Regions from separate parts of the Homo sapiens genome. Here all the other regions are linked to region 2. A link is an interaction called in ENCODE POLR2A ChIA-PET data of the cell type or tissue named here. Cell type or tissue: CD4-positive, alpha-beta T cell. All regions are shown on one strand. Links, peaks and the distances in the headings refer to the core of each region. The heading gives the core; the rest is flanking DNA. Region 1 overlaps ARHGEF6 (Rac/Cdc42 guanine nucleotide exchange factor 6). Region 2 has its middle 32 kb from the start of LINC00892. Region 3 overlaps CD40LG (CD40 ligand).

Evidence for each region. ChIA-PET counts read pairs that join two places held together with the same protein. Peaks named below come from ENCODE experiments on the same cell type or tissue, not always from the same donor. Only the 100,000 strongest peaks of a DNase experiment are listed, where the experiment ranks them.
Region 1: POLR2A ChIA-PET joins it to region 2 with 15 read pairs; 5 of 35 experiments call an interaction of 5 or more read pairs at or near these places.
Region 3: POLR2A ChIA-PET joins it to region 2 with 36 read pairs; 7 of 35 experiments call an interaction of 5 or more read pairs at or near these places.

What each region holds. Positions count from the first base shown.
Region 1 is chrX:136,668,384-136,679,006 of GRCh38, forward strand. ARHGEF6 (Rac/Cdc42 guanine nucleotide exchange factor 6) reads right to left here. Exons shown (of 22, transcript NM_004840.3): 17 at 9,553-9,573; 18 at 8,241-8,334; 19 at 6,624-6,713; 20 at 3,637-3,736; 21 at 1,099-1,153. Among named protein-coding and RNA genes, the nearest start is that of CD40LG, 26 kb to the left of the region's middle. RefSeq lists an enhancer at 5,764-5,823. In CD4-positive, alpha-beta T cell, for the core only: no CTCF peak of the experiment used is centred there; DNase peaks (open chromatin) are centred at 5,385 and 6,458; H3K27ac peaks cover 4,770 bases.
Region 2 is chrX:136,602,421-136,613,043 of GRCh38, forward strand. No RefSeq gene overlaps it. Among named protein-coding and RNA genes, the nearest start is that of LINC00892, 32 kb to the right of the region's middle. In CD4-positive, alpha-beta T cell, for the core only: a CTCF peak has its summit at 6,289 (motif pointing right); a DNase peak (open chromatin) is centred at 6,321; H3K4me3 peaks cover 562 bases.
Region 3 is chrX:136,652,463-136,663,085 of GRCh38, forward strand. CD40LG (CD40 ligand) reads left to right here. Exons shown (of 5, transcript NM_000074.3): 3 at 1,911-1,968; 4 at 3,894-3,956; 5 at 6,577-7,928. The coding sequence ends at 6,953. Among named protein-coding and RNA genes, the nearest start is that of CD40LG, 9.6 kb to the left of the region's middle. RefSeq lists a silencer at 5,845-5,894. In CD4-positive, alpha-beta T cell, for the core only: no CTCF peak of the experiment used is centred there; DNase peaks (open chromatin) are centred at 5,869 and 6,859; H3K4me3 peaks cover 6,368 bases; H3K27ac peaks cover 6,590 bases.

The sequences.
Region 1 (10,623 bases), core at 1,843-9,842, 66 kb after region 2:
TAACTTGCTTTTCACTTAGTGTCACTTCTGTTTCAACCCAAGTGTCTATTAAGGGGACTCCCAAATATCTCTGGTACTGACCTTGTCTCCTGAGAATCGGGTCCACAATCTCAACTGTCAGCCTGGTATTTCTTCTTCTTCTTCTTCTTCTTATTATTATTATTATTATTATTATTTTATTTAAGAGATGGGGTCTCACTCTATTGCCAGGCTGGAGTGCAGTGTAATCATGGCTCACTGCAGCCTCAAACTCCCGGGCTTAAGTGATCCTCTCACTTACCTGAGATTACCTGGCAGCAGCTTGGTATTTCCACCTAGATATGTCACAAGCACCTTAAACTCATCAGGTCCTAAAGTGAACTCAGTATCTCTCTCAACACCCCAAACTTCTCCTCCTCCTGTGATTACTGATCTCCATGAAGGGGCACCACCATATGCAACCAGACACCCTGGGAAGAAGCTTCATCTTTAATCCCTGGCTCTTTCTTAATCTCAAAATCATATTATCCTCGTCCATAGGTTCAAACTCTGCAGTATGCCATCCTTTACATTCGTTTCCTCCTCCCCAGCCTCATTACCCTGCCTCAGTTCAGGACTCTGACAGGTTTCACCCTGAGTTTTGTAAGAACCTCCTAAGTGGTCTTCTAGTCCCTGGTCTCTCTCCCCTCGCATCCATCCTTCACTCTGTCACCAGATACAGTCAGTCCTCACACACAAGGCACAGTGTGCATCACGGAGCACTAGGCCACATCGGCAGAAAAGCCCACAAACCATGATGAATGGTTCTCTTTACACTTACACACTCATGAATGACTAGTCTTTTCTTAAAGTCTGTTTATGGATGTCAGAGAACAGGAAAGTTGTAACTAACTTTGGGACTCTATTGTGAACTACTACATAGAAATACAAGCAAGCCTCGGAAATTTAAATTCAAGGCTTACATGATAAAATCAACAAAACCTACCTTGATGACACAAGGAAAACAAAAATCCCCCCTCGCTACCTTGCTCCTAGGCCTTCCCTGAAAGCATGAGCAGCGTGAGGCAAGAAAAAGAGAATGGTTCTATTACCCGAGAAAATGATTTTATATTTTATTACCTGCTTCAGTTCTCTGACCTCGTCCTTCAAGGCGTAAACAGTATCAACAAGGCTCCTAGAAAATAAAGATAAAATTCAGAGACAAATGGCTTGCACTGAGGTACTGTTAAAATACTTAACAATAAAAGCCACTTTATAAAAATACAGATCCTGAAAAACAGTGGACTTTCTAGCTGATTGGGAATGGTACTGCTCTAAATGGTTTCCATCTTCTTGACTTTGATGGAAGAACAACCACCACCACACATGCTTAGCTAAATGCAATGTCATTACACCTTTTCTATACTTCCCTCCTCCTTTTCTACTCACTTCCCAGCTTGGGTGAACAAAACACAAGAGACTAGGGCCCGTCACTAAGTTTTTCTTTTTCTAGCTTTGTTGAGGGATAATTGACAAAGCTGTACAATGTGATGTCTTGATATATGTATACATTGTGAAGTGGTTACCATAATCAAGCTAATTAACATATCCATCTCCTCACATAGTTACCTTTTGTATGTGTGTGGTGGAAATCTACACTCTTAGCAAACTTCAAGTATACTCCATTGTAAACTATGCAGTCTTCCCTCCCTCGGTATCCATGGGGTATTGGTTCAAGGACCCCCATGGATACCAAAATCCACAGATGCTCAAGTCCTTAACATAAAATGGCATAGTATTTGCATATAACCAATGCACATCTTCCCATACACTTTAAATCATATCTAGATTACTTATCATACCTAATACAATGTAAATGCTATGCAAATATTTGTTATACCATATTTCTTAGGAAAAAACAATATGGTATAACAGTGCATACATATATCAAGACATCACATTGTACACCTTTGTCAATTATCCCTCAACAAAGGCGGAAAAAGAAAAACTTTACTAGGTATGAAAAAAATCTGTACATGTTCAATACAGATGCAACCATCCATTTTTTTCTGAATATCTTTTTGATCTGGGGTTGGTTGAATCCACAGATGCAGAGCCCACGCATGCAGAGGGCCAACTGTAGTCAACATGCTGTACATTAGTTCTCCAGAACTTATTCATCCTGCATACCTGAGATTTGGTACCCTTTGACCAACATCTCCCCATTTCCCCTTTCCCCTCAGTCCCTAGAAACTACCATTCTGCTCTCTGTTTTTAGGAGTTCGACGTTTTCAATTCCCGTCATAAGGTTTTGATTTCTCTAGCTTTGGGGCAGGAATGAACATCACCTATCATATAATGAGAGGTATCACAAGATTGCCTAGTCTACAGTATCTGTGCTATGACATTGCCCTTCCCAGTTCTCTGACTGCACATGACACAAAGTCAGAGGCATTCTTTCTGGAATATCTCAACCATACAGTACCCAAAAAAGTAATTTTTTGGTAATTACTGGGTTGCAGAACAGCCTTTTCCTCTCTGGGTCTCTCCCTGGACAAAGATTTTGGAGATCTAAGTTTTGGTTCTGATCCTGCCACTTACTAGTCCTCTGTTCTCTGGGAACCAGTTTCCTTCTCATCCTCTCTTGGTCTTAGTTTCTTTACATGTAAAATGGGGATAATAGCACATTTTCTGAAAACCTCACAAAGTTGTAAAAATGAATATCGTTATAATAAGAATTAACTAACATTATTTATTGAGCTAGCCTTTATACTTATTTCACTTAACCTCACAACAACTCTGAAAGCATTACCGTCATCCTTATTTTACAGATGAGGAAACTGAGGCACAGAGAGGTGAAGCAACTTGCCCCAGGTCACACAGCTAATGAGTAGCAGAAGTGGGAGTTGAACCACACTGTTTTTTGCTTGAGCCCAAGTACTTAACCATTTTGCTGTATCACTTCACACATCAGATGTAAAATGCATTGACAATGCCAAGCACCTTGAAATATGCTGTCCTATGCAAATTTAGGCCTGACTTCAGAAATGACTCAAGTTTAGACAAATGAATTATTTGGCTACTTTGTGTTAATTTTATGAGCCAGAAGGTACTTAACCTGATTTTCCCCCATTAGGTCACCCACACTACTGTGTAAAGGTAAGTCAGAGACATAATTTCCCTGAACTTCCTGTACCTCAGTTTCTTTATCTGTGAAAGTGGTGAGAGTAATGTTTATCTAACCGGATTGCTGTAGGATTTTAAATGATGTCAAAAATGTGAAAGCACAGCTTCTGACTCAAAACATGTGAGTGGCATCTCTCCGGGCAAGGAAATTGGTTCTGTGGCTGGAATTCCCAGCCACTTCCTAAACCCATCCAGGGCATTGATATTCCCATGTGCTCAGAAGCAGCTTACTGGATGGGGAGCTGGCTGCAGGGGCAGCTGCCAGCTGGAGCTGCCTTGGAGGGCTCTGTCACCGCTGCTTTTCCTTCCTCTTTCCATTTGTTAGTGGGCAGCCCTCTAAAGTCTCCCAAATGCATGCACAGCAAAGCAGGCCGCATTCCCAGGTAAGGAGGAGTTGTCCCTCATCATAGACTCTCCAGGAGCTCCCCGTCCTACCAGACCTTCTTGCCAGCCCCAAGAGAAACTAGGCAAGGTTTTGCCTGCTCTACTCACTTTTCTTCCATGATGGTCTGGCCGTTGCTTCTGGTTTCTTCAATGATGAGTTTCTCTTCCTCAGGGAGTAGGACTTGTGGAATGGAATCTTTTCGAGTACCTACAAACAAGGGTTGCAAGATGGGGGAGGAGGGAGAGTTACTAGTGAAGAGTAGAAATAGTGGGTGTTAGTTCTTTTCCACTATTGTTACAGAAGGGTCTTTGTTCATAGCATGTTGCTACATTACACCCAGAGGACAGTCACCCATCATTTGCTGACTAAATTTTCCTGACATGAGAAATTCTAAATGGCCAAATACACTGATTCAATCTTCCCGAGGTGGGAAGCATTTTGTATTCAGAAAAATAATGCAAAAGAGCCCCTGTAATACCTGTCCACAACCAAGACCTCCATTCTTTCCTGTTTTGCCTCCTCCAGAGCAAAGAGCTGACCAGTGATCACTCTTCCCTGCAAATCTCCAAGGAAGGACACACTACATCCTATGCTACAGTGTTTTGTCATTGTAGTAAAAGGTTGACAGTAGCACTGCACTGAAACACAATGTGCTTAAAGGGCCTCAGAAGCATCATCACCCCCATTTGTTCTCTTTACAGTCTTATAGGGTAAGGTAGGTATGTCTCCTAAGACCATTTTCATCAAGGGTGGAGTGAGGTTTGGAGATTATCACATCATCAGCAAAGATGTAGGTGTCCTCTGCCCAGAATGTCTCCAGGCTCTGGGACAGAAGAGGTGACAGAACAGGCATGGGGGCCCAACCAAACAGCTCTCCTGCACCTCCCTCACTCTGGATCCTCCCTCTCAGAGCTCAAGTGCTTAATCTTGGGTCTCCCTGAGCCACTGGCTTCCTCTCTTCTAGGCCAAGTTCCTTCAGAGGTGTGCACACTCACTGCCTTCACTTGACCACCTCCCCTTTCTTGAGGTAAGATGTGTCTCTGCCTTCTCCAGGGCCTAGCACTTTGTAGGTGCTTAATACAGGTGGCCCCCCATATCCACATGTTTCACATCTGTGGATTCAACCAACCGTGCATTGAAAATGTTCAGAAAAAACAAAAAACAATACAAATTTAAAACCCAATGCAGTATAACAACTATTTACACAGCATTTACATTTATGAGGTATGATAAGCAATCTAGAGATGATTTAAAGTATATGGGAAGATATATGGAGGTGATAAGCAAATGCTCCACCATTTTACATCAGGGACTTGAGCATCGTCAGATTTTGTTATCTCTGGGGGTCCTGGAGCCAATCCCCTGCAGATACCAAGGGACGAATATAAGTGGAAAGCAAACTGACTGAATGACTGGCTGAATGCAGTAAGAGCCGAGGGCAGTCAGTTCTAGAGAAACAGGGCTTCTGGTTAGAGAGGGATAGAGGATAGAAGGTCACCACGATGCTAAATGATCTGCTGTGTGACAAGCACAGTGCCAGACATCTTCCACATGTAAAAGGTTGGGTAGGGAGCAAGGGTGAAGACGTGTCTTTTTAAGCCAGAATATCTGGCTGCACTTCCCAGCTGCAGACCCATCCACTCTGTCAAATATAAAAATAGGTGGTGCGGGAGGAGATGAGGTCAGATTTTGTAGAAGGGATGCTTCTGGTATCTCTTTGTCCCCCTCTCTTCTCTAGTTCTCAAAACTAAAGCTGCCCTCACTTTCCTCTCCTGGCTCCTTGAAACATGTTATCAGAGCTATGCATGCCCAAAGCCACAGCCAGGTTTTCTCTGTGAAGCAGAGTGCGACAGTCCTCTCTTCATGGCCAAATGCGTCAACTTTCACATTGAATCATTGAATGCTTTCTTTCTCTCTCTCTTTCTCTCTCTCTCTCTCCCCCCACCTCTCGTTCTCTTGTATTTATTTATTTTTGATGGTGTCTCACTCTGTCACCCAGGCTGGAGTGCAGTGGTGCAATCTTGGCTCACTGCAACCTCCACCTCCCGGGTTCAAGAGATTCTCCTGCCTCAGCCTCCCAAGTAGCTGGGACTACAGGTGTGCGCCATCACACCCGGCTAACTTTTGTGTTTTTAGTAGAGACAGGGTTTTCCCATATTGCCCAGGCTGGTCTTGAACTCCTGGCCTCAAGGGATCTGCCTGCTTTGGCCTCCCAAAGTGCTGGATTACAGGCGTGAGCCATCATGCCCAGTAGAATGCTTCTTTTATGTCAGCCTTAGAGATGCATTACTTTGAAAGAATATGTCAAGGCACCTAAGAAATCCCCTCCCACATTCAAATGATTGGTCACTGGATGTCCAAAATGGAGTACTATGGAGTATTCATTTCTTATGCAGGTGCAAAAACTTCACAAAAGGTATTCTGAATGTCTATAATAATGGGAGACAAAAGACATAATCGAAGTGACCTGTCTTTTTAAAAGCATAAAGATGAATCAGAAAATATTATCTTGCTTTCAGTTTGTAACCTGAAAGTTGTTTGGGGAAATACCCTAACCTAATAACTCCCTGATCAACTTTATACATTTTGGACAACCTCTGCTAAGCAGCTACCTTTCCAGATTTTCAGAGCAACTTTGAAACTTGAGTTTGGTGAAGCATTGTTCGTTTAAATATGCAGCTGATCAAAGATAGTATTTTGACTTCCTTTCCAAATCTGCCTATAAGAAGAGATTAGCATCAGTTCACAGACACAGGAACTCTCTAGGCCCTTTAATTCCTAACTAGTGTTGGTGAAGGTATCTGTGTACTTCAAAGGAGAACAACTTTAAAAAAAAATTTTCACTTCTATCACCTCCAACTCTTTTACTCTTGCATCTCTCTTTCTGGGTGAAAAACAACAGTGGGTAAACAAACCGCTTGGTAGCTAAAACCACCTTATCTGAAAGATGCAGTCCTGCACCACTCCTCTGCACCAAGTCACCTGCTTTCCACACCCTGCAACCCATCCGGGTTGCTTTTCTCTTTTTCTAAAAGACACTAAACAGTAAGGAAGAAACGTCACTCACTAGAGAAAGTAGTTTGGGGGAACCTACTTGAGCCATGGCCTTGTTGAAAATTTGCGCTGGTGCAGTAGGCTTCGATCACTTTAAGGATTTGAGCATCCTCTTCCAGAGCAGCTGTACCTGTGAAATTTAATTCATCATGACTTTTCATAGATATATGCTTTTGGACCCTCAAAATGATGCAGCACACTCCACTGCCTGGGACTGGCTTCTCTGACCAGTAGAGTTTGTGAAAGGCAGGAGAAAGAGCTGTCCAACGCTGGTGATGGAGAAGAGTGACAGCATCCTCATGGAGCTTTGGAGTCAGCCTCAGTGAGCTCAGCTTAGTGGAGGGCCTACTCCTGAAGCCCAGAGCTCTACACTGGGACCGGGGTGGGGGGGGCGGTGTTTTGTCAGTGGTCTCAGTGAGGCCAAAATCACAGCACTGAGCTTGTTGCTAGCTTAGCTCCCATCAATATACCCCAGCCTTCCTCTCCTTTAAATTTCAAGGCTCACCTTTAGGAAGCTTTCCCTCATTAACCCCACTCAATTTTCTTTTCTTTTCTTTTCTTTTTTTTGAGACGGAGTCTTACACTCTTGCCCAGGCTGGAGTGCAGTGGCGCGATCTCGGCTCACTGCAAGCTCCGCCTCCCGGGTTCACGCCATTCTCCTGCCTCAGCCTCCCGAGTTGTTGGGACTACAGGCACCCGCCACCACACCCGGCTAATTTTTTTTGTATTTTTTTTAGTAGAGACGAGGTTTCACCATGTTAGCCAGGATGGTCTCGATCTCCTGACCTTGTGATCTGCCCGCCTCAGCCTCCCAAAGTGCTGGGATTACAGGCATGAGCCACCGTGCCCGGCCAACCCCACCCAATTTTCTAACCAGTCAGCATAGTCACTCATTTTCCCTTCTCCCTTCTCCTCTACTCCAAACTCATTCTTGCAATGGCTGGATGGCAGCACCCTGTGAACACGCCAGTGTGCATAACCAGGTGTGGGGTGGGGGGTGGGGCATGCCAAAGCTGAAGTGGAGCAAATATTTATCCAAACTATATTCCCAGCTGATACACACAATTCTGTCACCTCTTTGTGAGACATCACTTACTCCTTCACATGTGTCCCAAAGTACCTTGTGTCCCAAAGTACCTTGTTCACAGCCTTATAGCCAAATATGTCCATATCGACTGGCTGACTGACTTTGCAGTCTGTCTCCAAATGAAACTATGTTTCTAGATGTGGGCAGGCTGATTCCCTGAGTAACTGAGAGCATCACTGAGCATGGGACTTCTGGAAGGACTTCAGCCTTCGGGTCTATTTAGTCTATCTCCCTGCAGAAAAATATCTCAAGTATCAGAAACTAAGAGGGAAAAAATGTATCCATAGGAAATGGGTCCCTTTAGAGGTTCTAAACCAGGTGAGGCAAAATACTCAACACAAAAATGATACAGATGACATCTGCCTAAGATGACATGAAGTGCAGCCGTAAGAAGCTTATTCAAATGTTTAAGAAGTGACCAAAGCTTTCCATGCATTCTTCTTTATATGTAAAAGACGATGTCAAGAAAAAATTGCTCCAATCATCTGCTTTCAAATAAATCCTCACATAAAAGAAGATTCTCATGTTAATTTATCCATAAACAACTTTCAGAAAGTACAAAACACATACTTTTCCTAATCACATATTCCTCCTCCGATGGTTTTCTCTCAGTCTTCCTTTTATGAAGAAATTTCTTCATCGTTTTAGGGCTTTTACTAGACTCCTGTGAGGACAGAGGTTTCTTAATGAATTAAAATTCTCCCTCAAAAACAAAAGTAAAAGCATGAATGAAACTAAGTAGAATTCCTCTCTCTTATTTTGACAGTCTCAGTTAGGAGTACATCAATGTTTAATTCTATGCACAATTAAAATGGTTCCAATAAACTCTAAAAGGTTAAATAAAACAGAGGCAATGACATTATCCTCTCAACTTGCACAGAGGTGGGACTAAGAGTGGAGTGTGCCTACTGAAGATGTGGCAGATTCTCCAGGAGGCCAAATGGCTTTAGGGAACCATCTGCAGAGAAAGTAAGGGATGTCAACCCTAAAAACGTAACAGTATTCCTAATTTGGTTTACGTTCCCCACTGATACAGTTTTAGGGGAACTAAATAACCACTGTAACCACTAATGTAGTAATGATCACTTTTCAAAGAGCTTCAAAGCTATTTAAATAATTCTGCCTTAGAAACAGTCCCACAAATAAGAATATAATTTCCATTTGTGAGACAGAAAAATTAAGGCAGAGAGACTAAGCCATTTTTCCGCAGTCAAAGAGAAGAACCAAATGAAGGATTTCCTAAAAAATAATTTTGGGTTAGAAGTAACACACCCACAGCCAAACTTAACTATCCATATATAAAGCCATGTATTTAACTAGTAGACAAAATAAATGTATTGAATTTGTTTTTGCCATATGAGTAACCAGCAGGTCAAAAAAATACTCATTGTCAATATCCTTAATCCTTAATCCAATAATCTGTAAACAGATTACAACCTTAGACTTAGGAAAAAACTCTCATGATCACCTAATCCCAATTTTCCAAGAAATGTGTATACATGGAGCATGGATATTAATTATTAATAGTACCTTAAAAATATAGGAAACAAATCATTTAATTTATTTCACTTAGCCACAGTACTTACACTTGAAAACAAGACAGATATGAAAAACTCTCACATGACAAAAATAACAGGAAAAAACAGAATTTAAAAAAAAACACAGGAAAATGGGCATTTTAGGGCATTATGACATTTTTATATGTATTTCACACAAGCCTGCTTTTTGAACAAAGTACTTACATGTCAAAATTGCATCTTCATATTTTAGCCACCAATTATAACAAGGGACAAAACAAGCATAAGGGAAAGCTTCATTCATCAAAGGTTACAGTACAGCATTATGATGTCACTGTAAGCCAAAGATATTGTACTACCCTTACCTTTAAGATATAAGACATCCTCTAAAATGAATATGTAAAGAAAGAGAAGATGAGCGTGAGAGGTCGATGGTTATAATGACCAAATCCACTTATCAATAATTCTAAAACAACATTTGAAATGTTAGTGTTATCATAAATTACACAGAGGGAATATAATCACATTTCCCACATTAGTTTCAGATGCAATATTATCATGCAAAAGCCCGAGGAATACAGTTCTGTGCAGAATAACAAATGCTGAAAACAACTGAAATACATACTATCTAGTAGGAATATATTAATAACTCTCTTCCCCCAGCAGAAACAAAGTGATCATGCCTTAGTTTTAATAGATTAGTTTTGTGAAGGATTAAGTCAACTTTACTCTTCAAAGCTCACCCTTAATTTGAACTTAGTAACTGATAATTACAAAATATCCATCATTAAAAAGGGGGCCTAGGTAACTATCAAGTGGCACTCCTGGTTTACATAATCAAAGAAGAAAATTGGATGATTGCAAGAATTGCACGTAAATTTCCAAAGCAAATCTGTGGGACTGCTTCCTGACCAAATTCTAAATAGAGTTATATAACAAAGATTCAGTTCGAGGGTTGTTTGTCCTATCATGTCAAGTTGAAAGGATCAAAAAATCCTCCAGTGTCCAAATATTGTCCTATTTTTACTGCACTTAGAGTTGGTAGCAACAATTAATCGAAACAAAAGCATGGTGGTTTCAATCAAAACACTCAAAATTGAGCTAAGTCTGCATCACTCATCAAAACACACGTTTGATATAGAAATATAAGCCACCTTTGCCCCATAATTCTAAGACTCATCTCATAACTGTCACAAACTTAATCTTCACTCAACAAGACCAATTTAAAGAACAGTTACTAATAAATGAGCATCATTTCTGAAATCTGAAATGATTTGAGACAGGTTAGGGATAAAGCCACTGTTTGGATGGAAAAGTAATACTCCACACAGTTACAGAAGCTAGTGAGTGACACTTCCTGACTGCAACTTTGAGAGAAAAAAAAAATACACAAAACCTTTAAATCCCCACACTACCCAAATATCAAATGGCCTTTA
Region 2 (10,623 bases), core at 1,514-9,513:
TGTGGGGTGGGAGGAGGCGGGAGGGATAGCATTGGGAGATATACCTAATGCTAGATGACGAGTTAGTGGGTGCAGCGCACCAGCATGGCACATGTATACATATGTAACTAACCTGCACAATGTGCACATGTACCCTAAAACTTAAAGTATAATAAAAAAAAAAAGAATTCTCAAGTTAAGTTTCTGAAAATAAACACTTTTTTTGAAATGGAATAAAAAGATTGCACTGGAAGCAGAGTCATGGAGGAAACAGAAGAAAGCTAACATTCATTGACCATCAGTCATATTACTTGATCTCATTTAAACCATGCAACAATCCCATGAGGTGGGTGGTATTATCCCCATTTAACAGAAGAGAAAACTGAGGCCCGGAGAGGTGAAGTAACTTGTCTGAGAGCACACAGCAAGTCCGTTATCAAACCGAGGCCTATTTGACTCCAAGCTCCATGTTCATTCCAGATCTATCCCTTGTGCTGACACCAAAAATCTGAGTACTCCTGAATATGTCATTTACCTTATTCATGTCTTGTATCTGTTCAGTGGCATTTGGCTGCAAGTAGTAGAGTAACTCGCTAACACCAGTTTACACCATAAATACATCTAATTTTCTCACATAATAAAAAGTTTAGAAAGATGTGGTTACAGGGAAGGGACCACAGGTCAGATCCCCAGTTCTATCTTTCCACTATGCTGCCTTCCATGGGCAGGAGATGTCTCTCTTAGTCTAAAATGTACTTAGCAGCTCCAAGCATCACACTATCACCTGACAACCTCCAAAAATAGGAAGTGAATGTAGGGAAAATACTTTATATATGCCTCTCTCTTTGATCAGAGAGGGAAATCTTTCCCAGAAGTCCCCCAGTGAACTTCCCCTTGTTTCATTGACCCAACCTAGGCCACACAGACACCTATAAATACGGCAAGAGGAATGGGATGACCATGCTTGGCTTGGACCAGTGATGATAATGACTAGGGACACCTTCCTTGAGATCAAGAGCTCTTGCCTAGAAAGCCTGACACAAACAGGGTTCTGCTATCAAGTAGGACATAAAGACAGGAAGGCCAATGAGCAGGCACCGAACAGTGTTTGCCCCAGCCATCCATTTCTCTATCAACAAGTAAACACGTTGCTCTGGGCCACCTCTTAGTGAGATTGAGGAGAAGACTCTAGCTGCAGTTAAAAAACAAAGCAAAGCAAAAGCCTGAGACATATAAATACACATAATCAACACATGCAGTGTTAGCTCAAACTCCCAAATAGCACTCCTTCCCCATCTCTCAAACTACACTTGTCTTTTTGTAAATTCTTTTCTCCATCAAAGCTGTCCTTGACATTCCTTTTAAACTAATGTTTATAGATGGAGGTTCTAGGCATGGGAGGAGATAGATAGGTCCTTGTCCCTCTCTGGTCTCCCTCCTCTGTCCACCTCACCATTGTAACATCTGATCTCAATCACTCTGGATTGATGAAATTATTTTGTCCCATGCTATTCATAGAAAGAAATAAGATACAGGGGAAATGATAGTCTGCTGCAGTAAGATAACAGATTCAGAATATTTTTTTCTATTTCATTTCTAAGATAATTATATTTAACCTCAAATCTATCACAATCAGAAATTTTTCGACCACATTTTGTATTGTGCTAAAAAAAATCAACAGTAGTCATATTTTTTAAAGCAGCTGTCAGATTTAATCTTGTAACAGTTTATTGACTCGAAACACCTTAAATAATGGTTTGGGGATCTGTACTGTAGCAAGAATCTTCATTTCTTATTTTGGATTCAATATTACAACATCAGCCTTCTACCTTAAGGAAATGTAGAAACCGAATGCTTTTCAAAATGTTTCATAACCTTTCTAAAATTGCAGCACTTTATTAAAATGGCATTTAAACTGTTTTTAAAATGTACCTTGGATTCTTGATAACACTATTATTTTGATAACACATTGATTTATTTTCCTATCTGTATAGGAAATGCTGTGGGTTTTTTTCCACAAATTTTTCCAAAAGACTTATGGCAGGCCATCTTTATCTCTCCAGTGCAGTGACTCAATCATCATTTCAACTTTTTCATCTTTTCTTTTAAAATGCTTATTGAATCAGGGAAAAAATTGAGCACCTAACTCTTCTGTACAAGTGGCAACTCCATTTATCTCCTCAAAAAAACAAAAATGAAGTGGAGAAAAAGTAATTATCTTTGGAAGACAATCAGTACTCACTGTTGACTGCCAATCTAGAATACCTCACCTCAACTTGGTCTCAACAGCCTTGGGGGAGGAAAGGCAAAAAGGCACTCAAATTATCAGAACTAATTGCCTCCTATTTGGCCTTGATTTTGCCTTCATTTATGCATTTAGTCATCTGCTCACTCACTAAATGTGCCCCTCTTATGTGCCAGGCACTGACTGTTCAGGCACTAAGGAGATAACAATGCACTAGACAAAGATCTCTGCCCTCAAAGAGCTTATGCACACTGTGTATTGGGAAAAACTGACATCATTCAATGAAAACACAGAGAGTAAAAGCATTAAAAAACTTTAAAGTGATCCCAGAGTGGTTCAACATCCTTAATGGATTGATGAAATCTCTGGGACCTAGAGGACCTAAAGTCATACAGCTGGTCCATGGGGCTGGATACAGAACCTATATCTCCCAAATAATCATTGCTAATGTTTACTAAGTGCACTGTGCTTTACATGTATAGGTTGAACCATACAAAATTGCTGTAATTTGATTGGTTTTCACCTACAGAAATGAGAAATTCAGAAAGTTCAGCCTATTTTTATCACATTAAATGCTCACAATTCTTTAAAGTCAATAATACATTATCTCCAATTGACATGTGGAGAAAATTAGGCAGAGAGAGGTTAAGTGACATATCCATTTGATATGACTGGGTTTTGAACTTGGATCTTTTTGATGCTAGGGCCAGAGCTTTTGGCTCTATACTATGCTGCCTCCTGAGTTAGTGGCTGTTAATTTCCACTGTGCTGTCTCTCACCCCAGGAATCATACAATCAGTGAAACATTTAAAAGCAGAAATCTGAAGAAGAGCAAATGAGTGTCCATATAATGGATTTCATTAGAACAGAGCAAAGCCATTGATTTCATCTTCCAAATGGAAATCTCCAAAAAGAGACTGGTGTTTCTGGTAAGAAGTACATCAAAGGCCTTTGTCCTAGGTGAAGGAGGGGTAATGAGAAATCAAAATCATCATGATGGAAATTTGAACTCCTTCGATGGTCTGGAGCACCACCTTCTTTCTGTTCAGGATTATTTGTTTAGTTTGCTTCATGACAATAGAAAAGCCTCTCCCCTTATGAATCTCAAAGAGAACGCTGAATGACATGAGGGCAACCGTCAAAATCCTTAGGTTTGCTTGGGTTCTGGTGTAGAGGCAAAATTTAGTTGCTTACCAGTAATTTTTTTTTAGAACTAAGCATGTCTAATTGGTTCTTTTCAAATTTACCAATCAGATGAATCACTTTACTTCCCCAGGGGGCCAAAGAAGAGAAGAACTTACTATTAATTCCTGGGGGAAAAAAATGCACTGACAAATATTTCAAATCCATATCATGCCTGTTAACAGACAAGTTATTGGGGTAGGAGTCATGAAGAAATTAGCCAAAGACAAGAAGGCCTTCAGAAGATGTGTTTGTTGTTGATGATTTGTAATTGTTTATTTCATTGAATGAAAAGATTTTTCTTTCTTCGACACAAATCTGTATAGCCTGTCCCCGTTCTGCACACCCTACCCAGCCTGCCCTGTCAAGCAACTAGCAAAACTCAAAAACGAGCCCCAGGCCTCACTCAGATTGACCTGCAGTGTCCCCTGAAGTACAGGCATTATAATGAACATAATGATGGCAGTTAAGGGAAGAGTGTGGCTTGTTCCATTCCTTTTGATTAGACATAAAACAGAAACATATGTTTTTACTACCCTTCTCATCTTTGGCAGTATTTTTCTGTCATATGTTGTATAGGGACAATGTAGCTTCATGAACAACTTTTTCTTACAAAATGTGAGCTTGCAAAACAATGCAAATGTCTATCGATAGAGAAATGGATAAGTAAGTTACAGTGCATCCTTCAACAGATGCGTATACATCCTGTGAAAAGCAGGAAGTAGATCTGTATATATCCACATGGGAAGATCTTTGAAATATGATATTAAGTGAAAAAATGGGACACAGAACAATATGTGTATTACAATCCCATTTGCGTTAAAAAAAAAGGAAAGAAAACTAAAGATACATATATATGAGCAAATAAAGTCTATAAGAAAACACAAGAAGCTATTGATAGGCCAGGTGTGGTGGCTCACGCCAGTAATCCCAACACTTTGGGAGGCCCAGGCGGGCAGATCCCTCGAGCTTAGGAGTTCGAGACCAGTCTGAGCAACATGGCAAAAACCCATCTCTACAAAATACAAAAAAAAAGAAGAAGAAGTATTGACAGTGGGTGTGACTTCTGGGTGGCGTAAGGGGACAGAGGTGTTTTCATTTGGTCCTGTACTGTTTGAGGAGGTGTGTTTGAGGAGGTGTTTTGTTTGTTTGTTGTTTGTTCAGGATTTTGTTTTGTTTTGTTTTGTTTTGTTTTGTTTTGCAATGACTATGATACTTTTGTAAATTTAAAAGACATTTTAAAGAGTTAATGATAAAATCTGTATTTATAATAATATGCAAGTGGAAAAAAGAGAAAGAGAGCTGAAGTGAGCCAGAAATTTGTATTTTTAAGAAGTATCCCAGACAATTCTGATGCAGGTGCTCCAAGAATTATACATATATTTTAAATTTATATTTCACTTAAAACTTTTAACATTTTGACACGTTTCTTCTATCTCTCTGGATACATGTGGTGTGTGTGTGTGTAAATTCTGGAACACTGAAAGGTTGCAGACATTTGTCATTTGTTGACAGAAAGAGTCAAACTCTGTAAAATATTTGAAGAGATTTATTCTGAGCCAAATATGAGTGACCGTGGCCTGTGACACATCCTTCAGGAGGTCCTGAGAACATCTGCCCAGGGTGGTTGGGGAACAGCTTAGTTTTATACATTTTAGAGAGGCATGAGACATCAATCAAATATTTAAGAAATATATTGGTTTGGTCCAGGAAGGTGGGACAACTCAAAGTAGGGCAGGGGGTGGAGGGGGGCGTTCTAGGCTACAGGTGAATCTAAACATTTTCTGGTTGACAATTAATTGGTTGAGTTTGTCTAAAGACCTGGGATTCATAGAAAGGGAATGTTCAGGTTAAGGTAAAGATTGTGGAGACCAAAGTTCTTTTCAAGTCTTATAGTGGCTGCCCTTAGAGACAACAGATGACAAATGTTTCCTGTTCAGATCTTAATCTCTTTTGGATTGGGAGGATCTGGAAGAAAAATATCTAGCTATGTTAATAGAGTTTCTTTACAGATGTAAATTTTCCCCCACAAAGAATGGCTTTGCAGGGCCATTTCAAAATATGGCAAAGAAACTTGTTTCGGGGTAAAATATTTTTATTTTCTTCCTTGTCTCGTAATGTTATGCCAGAGTCAGGTTGGAAAGTCACAATATATAGGGTTAAATAAAACCCATCTGATGAGAATTTATTATTTGTAGGCCATGACTCCCCAGGCCCCTTAGATAGGAATTTGGGTAAGATTAAAAAATCAGAGTTTAGTCCTCATATTTTAACAGCACTTCAACCCTAAATACTTCAGCATGTATCTTCTAAGAACCATAAGCACAATGTCACTATCATACGAAGACATTTAACATCAAATGAGTAATGTTAAAAACAGCCAAAATTCATATTTCTCAAATTGTCTCACAATACCTTCAATAAATTGTTTACTGTGATTTTTTTTTTTTTTTTTTTGAAACTGGGTCTCCCTCTGTCACCCAGGCTGGAGTGCAGTGGCACGACCTCGGCTCACTGCAACTTCCGCCTCCTGGGTTCAAGAGATTCTCCTGCCTCAGCTTCCTGAGTAGCTGGGATTACAGGCACGAGCCACCATATCAGGCTAAATATTTTGAGTGAGTGATTGACTGTATCATATATAGTTATATAAACACATAGAAGAAGATCTGTAACCACACTGAACTAGTCATAGTGGGTACCTCTGGGGAGTGGAATTATGGAAGGAGAACTTTCACTTTTTACTTCATAGGCTTCTCTACTAGCTGAAAGTTTATAGCAAACATATCTCATCTTTGTAATTAGAAAAATACCAAAATAGGGATTATTAAAAGTAAAAGAGCTTGAAAGAGCCAAGAAGCTGCTTAGCAGAACATATCAGGCAGCAGGTGGCAGGATTGCCTCAACTTCTGCTTCCCTCTGCCAGGCTAGGGTGCACCAGAGCCCAAGTACATGCTGGCGTGGCACCGGCAGAATGCCAGGAAGAGTGGTGTGAATATGGGGCAAAGGGCTGCAATTAACATATAGCGCCGTGTGGCCCCTGGCCGTCAGTGGCTGCGGACTTACTTCACATTTGTAAAATCTTCTTTGTGGCTTCCTGCATGCTTTGATTCATGGGATTCTACGGCATTGCCCTGCCTTTGAGAACCCCAAGGAGATTCCTACAGCTAACTTCCGGACAGTCAACCAGGCATTCAAATTTACCAGTGTCAGTTGGCTCTAGAATGACCTCTGCTTCAGGTTGCTAAGAATTTCCCAGGTACTGGCTGAGGAGTTTGGGGTTATTGTTTTGAAGCCTTCATAGGTTCATGACTGTAGTCTGTGTACATCTCTATAAATGCATATTTGAAGAAGAAAAATCTAGAAAAATGTGTTCATTAGACACTTTTCCCTCACCCATTTCCTCAAGGTTCTTCTCATTCTATAACAGCTGCCCTCACCAGAGGCATTTCTAAGCAGGATGGTTTTGTCCTTGCCAACATAAGCCAATGGTTAGATGAACGATACCGTGATATGTAGACGAGGCAGAAGGCAGAAGGGCAAGGCAGTGCTCTTGCTGCCAGCCAAGTCTGACTATCTTTTGTGCCACTCTGCTTCCAGGATCTGCTGCAAAGCTCACCTTGGGTTAAGATTTTGCTGTAAGATCCCCTTCCCTGCCAAAACCTGCCACACTGAGACATGCACACGTGTGCACACACATGTTGATGCACACACACACATCTAGCTCTGGCCAGGAAGTTCATAAGAAGCCTTTGCCCCTCTTTATTTTACCCAGGCACCTCTTCCTTCACCCACTCCATGCTGCCAGCTGGCCTCAGTGCTGCTTGGCCAATGTCCATCATCCTGCTGAACTTCCACTGTTGCAACTTGCCTCCCTCTGCACTCCAAACTCCTGACTCTATACCCATTCTGCATAGGCTTCAGTCAGGGCTCCTTTGGACTCAAGGAACAGAGACCCATTCGAGCTGGTTCAACAACAAGCTGTGGGTGTTGGTGGGGCAGGAAGGTGGGGCATAGGTCATTGTAAGGAGACCAAGATCTCATGGTACTCCCAAGACAGCCACCATAGTGGGACCTGGAACAGGTAGCAAGGCAGCTACAATTTCTGGTTCTCTCTCCAGAGGCCCATGATATTTCTCTTGGTGTCTCTGCTCCTCACAGTATACCTGCTCCATTCTCCTCTTTCTACTGACTGATCTCCTCAGAACTTTTGTCCATACATGGCCCCTCACGGTTGACCGAGCTCCATGTCTGTATTATAGCCTTTCAGTTTCAGTATATTAGTCTTTCAGACTCCCAGACTCTTGGCCTTCCAATACCATACCCCCAAGAGAGAAATCCGATTTCCCAAGCTCCAGACCACAGAGGTTCTACATAGAGCATGAACCTGCCTAAAAGGGGGTCATCATCAGATCAGATGATCACCAATCCTGCTGCAATCAGACAAGACTGGGAGCGGGGGCAGTTTCTATAGACATTTAGCGTCCCAGGAGTGATGAGCAGATCCCCTATGGGTGGGCAGGGAAATTATAATCATCTCTAGTACAGTAGGCCTGGAAACTGGTCTGGTGAAAATCTAGACCCAAGGGCTCTGTCTACCTACCAGTATTTGAAAATCCTGCGTGATATTCATGTGTCCCATCTAGTCTTAGAAACTCCCAGAATTTTCAGCTCCTAAGCCCCATCAGGATGATGCCTTTCCTAGCCCCTGTTCACTGGTCCCCATTGTTTCCATTTAAGTTTCTTTGTTGAAACAATATGCAGTCTATTCATACAATGGAATATTATTCAGTCATAAAAAGGAAAGAAGTACTGATACATGCTACAGCATGGATGAACCTTGAAAATATTATGCTATGCAAAAGCAGCAAGACGTAAAATACCACATACTATATTATTTATTTTATTTATTTATTTATTTGCTTATTTATTTATTTATTTATTTATTTATTTATTGAGATGAAATTTCACTCTGTTACTCAAGCTGGAGTGCAGTGGCACAATCTCAGCTCACTGCAACCTCCACCCTTTAGGTTCAAGCGAGTCTCATGCCTCACCCTCCCAAGTAGCTGGGACTACAGGTGCATGACACTACGCCTGGCTGGCTGGCTAATTTTTGTATTTTGTGTATATATATATATATATATATTAGTAAGGACGGGGTTTCACTATGTTGGCCAGGTTGGTCTTGAACTTCTGACCTCAAGTGATCCACCCACCTCAGCCTCCCAAAGTGCTGAGATTAGAGGCATGAACCACTGTTCCTATACATATGATTTCATTTATATGAAAGTCCAGAATAGAGAAACATAAAGAGACAGGAAGAAGATTAGCAGTTGCTTAAGCTGGGAGGCTTGGCGATAGAATGAGATAGCCAGAGGATACACAGTTTCTTTTGAGGTCATGGAAATTTTCTAAAGTTGGCTGTGGTGATGATTGCACAGATCTGTGTGTATATAAAAATTCACATCTCTCAAAATTTCAGAGGCAGAACTGCAAAAAGACTTTCCTAGGACTACTGAGAAATGTTTAAGTAAAAGAAAAATATTAGACACTCTCTAGCTTCCAATAAGCTTTGCCTGGGCATAAGATAACTCATGAAATAGAAAGAGGTACAAATCCCAGCAAAAGATAGTCAAGCATCGTAGTGAAATTCCATGCCAGAGCTCACGATTCTCCCACACTAGTAGGAAGAATGACAGTGTAAGGGGATATATGCATGGATGATGGCATCAGATTTTGCCAAGGAGTTGGTGGAGCCTAACAGAGCAATTGCTTTTGCCTGCGGGAAGTATCATATTTAGGTCAAAACAGCCAGTGTTAGGCAAGGGGTGGCAGGAAGGGCATAACTATTTTGGAAGGCAGAGCATGGCTCAACTTGTTTTACTGACTGAGTGATTTTCCATGTACAGTGGTCATCCCTTATCTGCAGTTTCGCTTTCCGCGGTTTCCATTACCTGAGGTACAGTACAATAAGATATTCTGAGACAGCCAGACACGGTGGCTCATGCCTGTCATCCCAGCATTTTGGGAGGCTGAGGCGGGTGGATCTCCTGAGGTCAGGAGTTTGAAACTAGCCTGGCCAACATGGTGAAATCCCGTCTCTACTAAAAATACAAAAATTAGCCAGACGTGGTGGCACATGCCTGTAATCCCAGCTACTCGGGAGGCTGAGGCAGGAGAATAGCTGGAACCTGGGAGTCGGAGGTTGTAGTGACCCAAGATCGTGCCACTGCACTCCAGCCTGGGTGACAAAGCGAGACACCGTCAAAAAAAAAAAACAACAAGCAAACAAAAAAAGATATTCTGAGAGAGAAAGATCACATTCATATAACTTTTATTACAGTATATTGTTATAATTGTTCTATTCTCTTGTTAGTTATTGTTGTTAGTCTCTTACTATGCCTAATTTATAAATTAAACTTTATCATAGGTATGTATATATAGAAAAAAACATAGTGTATATGGTACTGTCTGCAGATTCAGGCATCCACCAGGAGTCTTGGAACGTATCCCCCATGGATAAGGCGGAGGGACACTACTGCAACAGCAGCATCTGTAGAGCTTCATTCAGGATAGCTATTATCTCATAGCATTTATAAAGGTAAGCAGAGCAGTGTTTCTACAACTAATAGCATAAAAGAAAAACAGGGAAAAGACCTGTACAGAGGGGGTGTGTCATGCAAGAAAAAAAAACTAGAGGGCAAACTTTTTCAAGAGTGACTCCCAGAAAGCCTTATTTATTTATGAGATGGAGACTCGCTCTGTCGCCCAAGCTGGAGTGCAGTGACACAATCTCGACTCACTGCAACTTCCGCCTACCAGGTTCAAGCAATTATCCTGCCTCAGCCTCCCAAGTAGCTGAGATTACAGGCGCCCACCACCATGCCTGGCTAATTTTTGTATTTTTAGTAGTGACGGGGGTTTCACCATGTTGGTCAGGCTGGTCTCAAACGCCTGACCACAGGTGATCTGCCTGCCTCGGCCTCCGAAAGTGCTAGGATTACAGGCATGAGCCCCAGCGCCTGGCAAGCCTAATTTATATTACTCAGCTCTCAGTTTAAAAGTTCGGCATGTCTGTTAGGAGTTTTCGAATTTATTCAGCCATTAAATACTTTAAAATTATAATCTATTGCGAACACACCAGCAGGTACCCATGGATAGCACATGCAGATAGCAGAAAGCAAAACATAGTTTTCACAATTAGTTGTTGCTTACAA
Region 3 (10,623 bases), core at 1,472-9,471, 50 kb after region 2:
AGTTTGAATTTGGAGTCTTTGAATCAGGTCTTGATGGGGTCTTAGAAGTCATCAGATCCAATTCTCAATCCACAACTTCAGTCTTCTCTCCACCTCCTGACTAAGTGGTCATCCAATCTCTGTTTGAACATCTCTAGTGACAAGGAACTCATTATCTCTGGAGGCAGGTAGCACTAATCTGTCATTTTGGGGGAAAGATGGTATTCAGGGCTCAAGTGAGGGTAAGCAGAGGTATTATTTTGAATAGTATAATTTCATATTAAAACTTACAACCCACCACACCTCTGCTAGATGTTCAGTTCCATGATTATTTGCCCACCAATGCCTGCGATGCCTTTGAGAGAGCCAAAGCATTTCTATTTCAAGTTAAAGGGCAACCTGTCCATACCTGCCACATGGAACTCCCACTAAGAGAGAAATAACCCATTCTGGATTTTCTGAAAGTCCACTTTAAAAAGTATTTCAGTTGAGGTGGGGAGTGAAGCAAGAAAAAAAAAAGGCTCTGGGGAGTGTGGTTGGGCGAAAGTTCACGGAAAGGCTAGGCTGGGCTCATGAAACACGAGCTTTGCTGACTTCATGTTTTCATCTTGGCCAGGCCTCAACACCAATGCAACAACTTAGCCTAAAAGTATCTCAACCTTGATCACCACACTCTACTTTTTGAAAAGACACTAAATAGTCATTTGTTTACTTGTGATCTCACAAACATTTTCCTGTCACCACATCTTCATAGTGCCGCGCTTCAGCTCAAATGGAAAGTTGAAGCTCTGGGGCCCATGTGAGTGTTCTGAGGCTCAGGTTCCCCTGGAGGCTCTATGAACTACGCCCTTAAATCTGGCAACTGAGCTGGGCCTACAGCCAGCACTCAACAGTGACAGCACAAATTCCTTCTGGAGGAGGAAATAAAAGGAAGGGTCCTATAGACAACTGATTCCAGGAGTGGGAAGGAGCACAGGACTTTGATTATCATAAGATGTGAAAATACTACTGTCTTCTTCCCTTGTGTGCAGAGGATAGACAGATGGAATTAGCTAAGCCCAGCCTATGAATGCCATCTCACAGTTTCCACTCTTGGTTTAAACCTCAGCTTCTTTGGGTGACCTCATAATGACCAGTTAAGCCCTCCAGGCCTTTTGTTCAGTCTCTTTAAAATGGCAGCAACAGCCTTTATCATCTTCCAACCTGTGTTGATGGAAGTTCCTGTTAGCTTCTTTAAATACCTCTAGACTTCCTTCAGTTTATAAGTGAAAAGAAACCTTTTAAGAAGTGTCGCACTTGCCTTTGAACATCAACACCATTGGGAGATGGCCTGTGTTTCCGAAATGCTGATTATTCTAAGTAAATACAGTGCAACTATCAATAAGAGAATCTCTTCAGCCCATTGAAAGGGATAGCAAAATTAAAAATGTCTGAGGGTCTTTTCATAGTCTGGCATTTCTCCCCAAGGTCAAACTTACTATTATCTTTTCCTACAGGATTTCAGACCAAATTTATTCTAATAGATACACACCATGCTTTATGTTTAATAATATTCCATATACCAGTTCCCAGGGTAGAATCATCTCCCCATTCGGCATTATTTGTCAATATCTGTCAAAGCCAAGGAGGTTGAGGTCATAGGAAGGGTCAGGATCACAGCCTCTGGTCTGGAGAGAGCACTGGAATGGAGATAATAAGGCCTGGATTTTACTTCCAGATTCTCCCCTGGGCTTTCTGGGTTGTTGGCTCATCTGTCAGATCCATGGACTCCCAATTGGCATGATGGAATTAATGACAGGATCTGAGTCTATATGATAATCCTCACCAGAAACAGACAACAGAGTAATGACAGATGCAAAACGAATGATAATTTTAAAACCCCACAGCAGAGCCCCTGTCAAAATGACCTCTTGCAATGCTTCTTATTTTAGGATATAATGTTAAACAAAGAGGAGACGAAGAAAGAAAACAGCTTTGAAATGCAAAAAGGTAGGTTTGCTATTTGCTAATTTCTATGAATGCCTAAAAACTAAAAGGAAGCTTTAGGCTGATCATATTGAACAACCCAGTGTTGTTGCATCAGGGAACTTTTAGCCCTGGAAATAAAACAGGAACACAATTGTCAAATTGACACCTTCTCTGGTCCCTGTGATTTGGAAAGACTTTGTACATATATATTTATGAAAAAAGGATGTGTTCCTTTAATGCCGATGATACCAAATCTGAAGAAATCCCATTATGTTCAATACCTTAATAGAAGCAACCATACAGCCTGATACCACCTACAGTGGAATAAGAAGACAGGAAAGTCATCATTTGGTAACAGTGGCATTCATCACTCATTGATAACAGTTTTTCATGGGGCACAGTGGCCGGTGGAGCCTCTGGGATCAAGGAGTGACAATGTCACAGTGTTCTATTATTTGCCCGGTTCTTAAAGTGAGAGCATCCTGAACATCTCAGGGTTGGAAGAGAACTTGAGAGTTCTCAAATCCAGCACCATCCCCACAACAAAAATCTCCTTCACAATAACACTGACCGTCCAGCCTCTGATCAAACATGTCGAGGGATGAGGCACCTTCCACCTCATAAGGCAGCCTGATCCGTCTTTGAATGGCTCTAATAATACCAAGATTACTATACTACTCCAGAGAAGTCTTTCCTCCTCAAGTCAAACTTTGTTCCTATAATCTCCACTCATTGGTCCCAGTTCTGCTCTTTGAGGCCCTAGTAAACAAAGTATAATTGCTCTCCTACCCAGCAGCTGTCCAGATATGGAAGACAGCAATCATGGTGGCCAAGCCTTGACTGAGCTTTTTCTTCTCCAGGCTAAAGATCCCTGATGTCTTCCACTGTTTCTCCTATGACCCTTTCCAGGACCTTTCTTCTGCCACTCACCTCCTTTTCTTGGACACACTAACGTTTTCCTGTTCTTTTAGAATGTGGCATCGCAAACCAATACAATAATGCGTGAAGTGACTTCAGCAGCAGATTATGGGAAAGACGGGGTGTTGTTAGAGAGAATTTTATATCACAAAGTTGGTGAACATGATGTTATGGCTTCTGCAAATTTAATACACACAAAAACATACATACATACAGGGATAGAGATACTATTTTCTGAGGCAAAGAGAGTACTCAGACCTTGCCTTAACTGTTGTTCTGGATACTAAATGGTCATCCGACTTCCATGAAGGTTTTATCTTCAGAATGACTGCAAGATATGTTGAGTAATAGTACCACGCTGTCTGTTAATTACAGAGAAATCTGAGGAAACAGTTTATGTAGATGCTGCCTAGAAGTCTTCAGGGAAATGATAATATTAACCAAACTGGTCATTTAGGTCATGCAATTTAACTCAACATTTATAGGGCACTTACAAAGTGCCCAATATCAGGCTCATAACTGGACAAAAAGAAACTTCCACACAGTCTCTGCCCTTAGAAGATTGACACATCTCATTAGGGAGCAGGGCTTTAACACAAGAAATAATTAAAGACAGATACAATAGTTCAGCCAGTTGCTTGACCAATTCAGAAACCATAAGAATCTTACTAAGTGTGCAGACTTTGGAGCCCACTAAAATCCCCAGTGTATGGAGTTGTTCCTAAAAGCAAGATTCACGGTATGTTTAATGAAGACCAGTGTTTTTAGCCTGTGTCAATCTATGCAAAATGGAATCGAGTATTGATCAACTGTTAGGAGAATGAGACCGATGGAAACAGCCAATTCAATTACTCAGATATTAGAAACCAACTTTTCCTTCAGTGGGAGAGATGTCAGACCATTTTATCTTTCCTTTTATATAATCTATTTTTGCACAGTCTCTATTACACAGTTGTAGAACTGGACCAGATAGTTTTGTGGGCAGTTTTTGCATTATTTTAGCCTGACAGTTTTTGGTTCCATTTCAGGTGATCAGAATCCTCAAATTGCGGCACATGTCATAAGTGAGGCCAGCAGTAAAACAACATCTGGTAAGTCACACAGCATCTGAGCGGTAGCCACCCAAGGGGAAAGGCTGGGATGCCGAAGTCATGTTACCTAATGGTTAAACTCCTCTTTTCCCCTGGGACCCAATTTACAAACCTACCCCTACACTTCTCCTATTCCCTTCTTTGTCTTCAAAGTGAGTTCAAATGCACAGATGGGACTTAGAGGGACAAAAGGAGGTGGAATGCAATCTGGATGTTCTCATTATGTTCTTGCTCAATGGCTGATTCTAAATGATGAATTACTGGGTGGAGGGACCATTGTTCTGACAACATAGAAGAAATGGCATGTAGTGACCTCCTGACTGGGAGCATCCCTCCTCCTAACCCATCTTCACTGTGTGGAAATGGGCCTCATGGGGTATTTCCTGCCATCTGTCAATCCCTGTATGATTAAGCTCAGCCTCACTGAGGCCAACCTCAGGGAAAGTAAAGGTAAAATCATTCTGTAAAGATCAATAGGTCCCAAGACGTTACATTTTCCAATGAAGTAACAACAGACGACATATTGTGATCTTTTCAACTCTGAACGATTTTATTTCCATATACGTTCTGCCACCATTCTAGCCTTTAGATATTTTTTCCCAAATGTGCATCTTGCGATAACTGGTGCCAAAGAATATGTCGTATCTGATAAATGGATGGAAACATGCACGCTAACATAAAGTCTCCCATCAACATAAAGGCAAGAGCGTCAGAGGAGTCTTTGAAAAATTCTACAGAGTGCTCCGGAATGGAGTTCTAAGCAGTGCATGTGTGTGTGCATATGTGTATGTGTGTGACAGGGAGAGAAAGAGAGATGGACAGAGAGAGAAAAAAGACACTGCTTCATCTCTGAAGTGGCTTGGGCTTCTCAGTAGGCGTAACACATGGACAGTTATCATTATCATGGATCATGGTACCAAAGTAAGAGCACTGAATAGGGAGTTTTTGAACACTGGGATTCAAGGACCATGACCACTGCTTGCTGGGTGACCTTGAGCAAGACCCTTTACCTATGCAGCAGTTTTCTACTTCACCTACTTTACAGGGTGGCTTTGAGCATCAAATCAGCTAATGTGGCCGAAAGTGATGCTGTCGAGTGCTGTACAACCGTAAGGTGACACTACTTAGTTTACTTCACCATGGCTTAGATGTCAAAAGGGTGACATAAAGCCCCTCACTAATACCAGTTAGTTACACAATATTTAATAATTTTGTCAAGTACCCCTTCTCTCTTCTGGATCAGATGACAACAACAGAGAAATCTCCTAGAAGAATAGCTTCCCACTGGTCTTTTTTTGCCTGTATCTAAACCCTTGATCTTGGATATATTTCATAGAGCTCAGATTCTCCCAAAAGGCTTGTAATGGATATCAGTCCTACAATATCTTACAGTCTGCATCACAATAGGTTTCCAGGGGATCAGATGGGAAGACAGTAACATTCCACCCCCACCCCAGTCCCAAACCTCTTCTTCCTACCTAGCCATGCTGCTAAAATCTTGCCCTACATCCCACAGCAAGTACTAAAATTAGGTAAGGACGTACCAAAGTAAACTTACTGAACTAAAAGATTGAGAACCTGCCCTTTTTTTCTCAATAAAATGGTTCAAAAGGGCAAACATTCTAATGAAGCATTGTTTCTGGAGTGGTCTGGAGGGCCCGGATCTGTCAGGCATTTCAGGATGCCTCCCTATTAGTAAAGGGCGAGTCTTACCAGGTGGGATCTTGTGCCCTGATAGACCTAAGACTATCGAATAGGAATTATTTTTTAAAAAGCTCAAGGAAGCAAACACATCAGTACTTTCACTTTTCCTCAACCCTCACCCCCATCAGTCAGTCTAGCTTTCTGTGGGAGCTGAGATTTCAAGTCGGGTGCACACACTACTTTGAACCCACTCAACATCTCAGCCGAGAAAATGGCACACTGTTGGTGGGTACTCTGGCTTAGCCACAAGAATACTGGTACTTTCAAGTTGGTGGCGCCCACTACAATGGGAGATCAAAACATACCGTGAAATGAGCACACAGTTTATTTTCATACTTCCTTGCCTAATTTTAGTCCTTGCTGGGGGAGGCAGATCAGGTTTGCAACAGCATGATCAGGTAGGAAGAAATGGGGTCTTTTCTCTGTGCTGAGGCTGAGCTAGGTAGACTGACAACTCTCTGACTTTGTAAAATTCAAGGCAAGCAAGGTATTCATGGTAATATTAGCAAAAATTTGGTCCGAGTAATTTGGTATGTATAATTTATGATGTCAAATTTTGAAATCATTTGTGCCTTCTTAAGTTCAAGGCAAATTGGCTATAAGAACTCTAACGAGAGAAAGAAACTCACTGTGATCTCTTACTTTATTTAATCTTCACAAGTCTCTGAAATATGCTCCAATATGAGCCCCGTGTTGCAGATGAGGAACTGAAGCTCATGGAGATTTAGAGACTTGCCCAAGCTTAAATAGAGCCTAGATTGGAACATGGCTCTGTCTGACTCTGAAGCCCATGGAAGGGGCCTTGAGAATCCATCCCTATACAAAGCCAATATCCAACATTAAACTATATTTTTTGTCAGAATGTGAACCATGCTCTGCTTCACCTCACCACAAACTTTCCCTTTCTTTGTAACAGTGTTACAGTGGGCTGAAAAAGGATACTACACCATGAGCAACAACTTGGTAACCCTGGAAAATGGGAAACAGCTGACCGTTAAAAGACAAGGACTCTATTATATCTATGCCCAAGTCACCTTCTGTTCCAATCGGGAAGCTTCGAGTCAAGCTCCATTTATAGCCAGCCTCTGCCTAAAGTCCCCCGGTAGATTCGAGAGAATCTTACTCAGAGCTGCAAATACCCACAGTTCCGCCAAACCTTGCGGGCAACAATCCATTCACTTGGGAGGAGTATTTGAATTGCAACCAGGTGCTTCGGTGTTTGTCAATGTGACTGATCCAAGCCAAGTGAGCCATGGCACTGGCTTCACGTCCTTTGGCTTACTCAAACTCTGAACAGTGTCACCTTGCAGGCTGTGGTGGAGCTGACGCTGGGAGTCTTCATAATACAGCACAGCGGTTAAGCCCACCCCCTGTTAACTGCCTATTTATAACCCTAGGATCCTCCTTATGGAGAACTATTTATTATACACTCCAAGGCATGTAGAACTGTAATAAGTGAATTACAGGTCACATGAAACCAAAACGGGCCCTGCTCCATAAGAGCTTATATATCTGAAGCAGCAACCCCACTGATGCAGACATCCAGAGAGTCCTATGAAAAGACAAGGCCATTATGCACAGGTTGAATTCTGAGTAAACAGCAGATAACTTGCCAAGTTCAGTTTTGTTTCTTTGCGTGCAGTGTCTTTCCATGGATAATGCATTTGATTTATCAGTGAAGATGCAGAAGGGAAATGGGGAGCCTCAGCTCACATTCAGTTATGGTTGACTCTGGGTTCCTATGGCCTTGTTGGAGGGGGCCAGGCTCTAGAACGTCTAACACAGTGGAGAACCGAAACCCCCCCCCCCCCCCCGCCACCCTCTCGGACAGTTATTCATTCTCTTTCAATCTCTCTCTCTCCATCTCTCTCTTTCAGTCTCTCTCTCTCAACCTCTTTCTTCCAATCTCTCTTTCTCAATCTCTCTGTTTCCCTTTGTCAGTCTCTTCCCTCCCCCAGTCTCTCTTCTCAATCCCCCTTTCTAACACACACACACACACACACACACACACACACACACACACACACACACACACAGAGTCAGGCCGTTGCTAGTCAGTTCTCTTCTTTCCACCCTGTCCCTATCTCTACCACTATAGATGAGGGTGAGGAGTAGGGAGTGCAGCCCTGAGCCTGCCCACTCCTCATTACGAAATGACTGTATTTAAAGGAAATCTATTGTATCTACCTGCAGTCTCCATTGTTTCCAGAGTGAACTTGTAATTATCTTGTTATTTATTTTTTGAATAATAAAGACCTCTTAACATTATCGTTGTTGTTTGAGTACCTAAAGCTCCCAGCCAGGTTGGGGAAAGAGGAAGCATTTGGAGGGAATTTTCCCAACCTTTGTGATGTTTTCATAAACTTTGTTCTCAAGCTACTTACATTATAAAATATCTTGGTGGCAGCACACTTTCTGGAAGTCTGTGACAGCCTTTGATCGATGATGTGCTAGCCTATTCAGTGAAAAGCAATCTAGGTCTTTATTTCCAGCTTCTTCTGAAAAAGTTGCAGGAGATTGAAAGAACTTTTTTTTATTAATCACAGCCAAGTGAGGCTGGAGAGGGTCCTTAAATAAGGAGCAGTGGCATAGCTTATTAATAGCTGTCTAGGTGGTTCCACTTAGGCAAGAGGAAATGGAGCTGAGAAAACCTGAGGGGAAGTATTGGCCCCCCAGTCTTCCACTGAAGTCAATGGAGCCATTTCTTGTCACCTCCAACAGAGGAATTTTTCATGTAAGAAACCCAGAGTGGTGTGTTCATCTTTACCGGGTAAGTCCTACATGCTCACTGTTGGTTATCTCCCTGGGCTCATGGTTTTAACTTAGCAGCATCTTCAAGCCACTAATGCCATGCCTTTTGTTCTCAACTGTCTCCTAGAATTTGCCTGCATCTCCAAAGGGTGGGCCTAGTTCCTCAAACCCAGTACATTCCAACCGAACTCTTAACTTTTCCCCCCACACAATGGGATCTGTGTTCAATGTTTCCCAGTCCAATGAATGGTGTCTTTATCTACCCAGTTTTTCAAGTCAGAAACCTGGCTTGACTTCACTCTCATCACCCCCATGTTCAATCCCTCCAGCCTATGCTCATCAACCCTATCTCTTAAGTAGTCCTTAATCTACTTCTTTCTATCTCTACTATTTCTATCCTAGTCCCAACTGTCACCATCTCTCTTCTGGAATAGTACAACAGCCTCCTAGATTCCCTGCCTCCACTCTTGCTCCCTTCCATCAATTCTCCATGCACAGCCAGTCCCCTGCTTCTTATGAACCTTGGAATAAAGACCAAAATAATCAATTTCATCTCCTGCTGCCACCTCTCTCGGTCTCTTAAGTTCTAGCCCTCAGTTCCTCTAAGCAAGGTTACAAATGCTTTCCTACCTTAGGGCCCTGGAATGCTGTTTTCTCTTCTTGCAAGACCCATTTCTCTCCCTCACTGCACCCTGCACTTAGCAAGTGCTTCACAGCACTTATCATGGTTGAAGTTTTCCCTACTATGCTGTGAGCTTCTTGAGGACCAAGACCTTGTCCCATTCACCATGATAACTTCAGCGTCTACCACAGGACCTAGCATTGAATTGGCCCTTTATTTGGTGCATGAAGGAATAAATGAATGAATAAATACAGCTGCTTATAACTCAATAGCCCAGAAAATAATTCTGTGTGTTGGCTGAGGCAAAAATTTGCTACACTGAAAGGATCCTCATTAGGTCAAAAATATCTGGATGATAAAAATGCACTCATGGAGTAAAAAATGACTGAGAATTATGCTGTAGCTAAAAACAGATAATATGTTTTTATTATACATTTCATGATAATTTGCAAAATAATATATGTTTGTTCCAAACTTCAATTGAACATTTTCAGCATTTTCCTATAAATGAAAAAGACTCGAGTACATTTCTGATGTACCTGTAATAGTCTGATCATAAATTATCTAACTTAGTTCCATTTTTATAATCATGTCACTTCTGCCTTCTATCTAAGGGGGAGGGTGGGAATGTTTGAAATACCAAATAATTATTTCTAGATAAAGAGAAAATAAACAAGGATAAAATATTACTGCCTCTGTTATTTGATGGTTAGCAAATGACCACAAAACGCAAACAGTGTGCTCTAGCAAGCTGTCAGAACAGGGGTGCCCCCACTTAAACGGAAATGACATGTAAACTTTTGGGCTTCAGGAGAGAATACATTCTGTGCTACATTCAACTATTTTCACAGGGCCCAATGCCACTGTGTTGGGAACTGCACTGCTTTAGACTTTTAAAGTAGTCTGAAGTACTTTGAGACACAGAAACATGGAACTAAGTATGATTTTTATGTTATTTTTCTCTGTGAATCACATCCCCACTAAAACAAAACAAAACCAGAAATGCTCATTGTAGTGTAGTAGTTAAATCTCGAGTCAGACAGATACAGTCTTAATCTAGGCTCCACTATTAACCAGCTTTATAAGTACAGGCAAGTCATTTCACCTCCTCTAGTCCTCTGTGTCTTCATCTGTAAAGTGGGAATAAAAAGAAGACATGCTGGGCCAGGCATGGTGGCTCACGCCTGTAATCCCAGCAGTTTGGGAGGCTGAGGCAGGTGGATCACTTGAGGTCAGGAGTTCGAGACTAGCCTGGCCAACACAGCAAAACGCTGTCTCTACTAAAAACACAAAAATTAGCCCAGCATGGTGGTGTGTGCCTGTAATCTCAGCTACGTGGGAGGCTAAGGCAGCAGAATCACTTGTACCCAGGAGGGGGAGGTTGCAGTAAGCCAAGATGGTGCCTGTGCACTCCAGCCTGGGCGACAGAAGCAAGACTGCATCTCAAAAAAAAAAAAAAAAAGTTTATAAAGATTCAGTGAGATTGTCCACAGAAAGTCCCCAGCAGAATCTGCTCTCTGGAGAAGATCATCATGTAAGAAGCACTAAGGTGGGTCTCTACATGGTCCCCAGCACACCTGTCTGCATTCA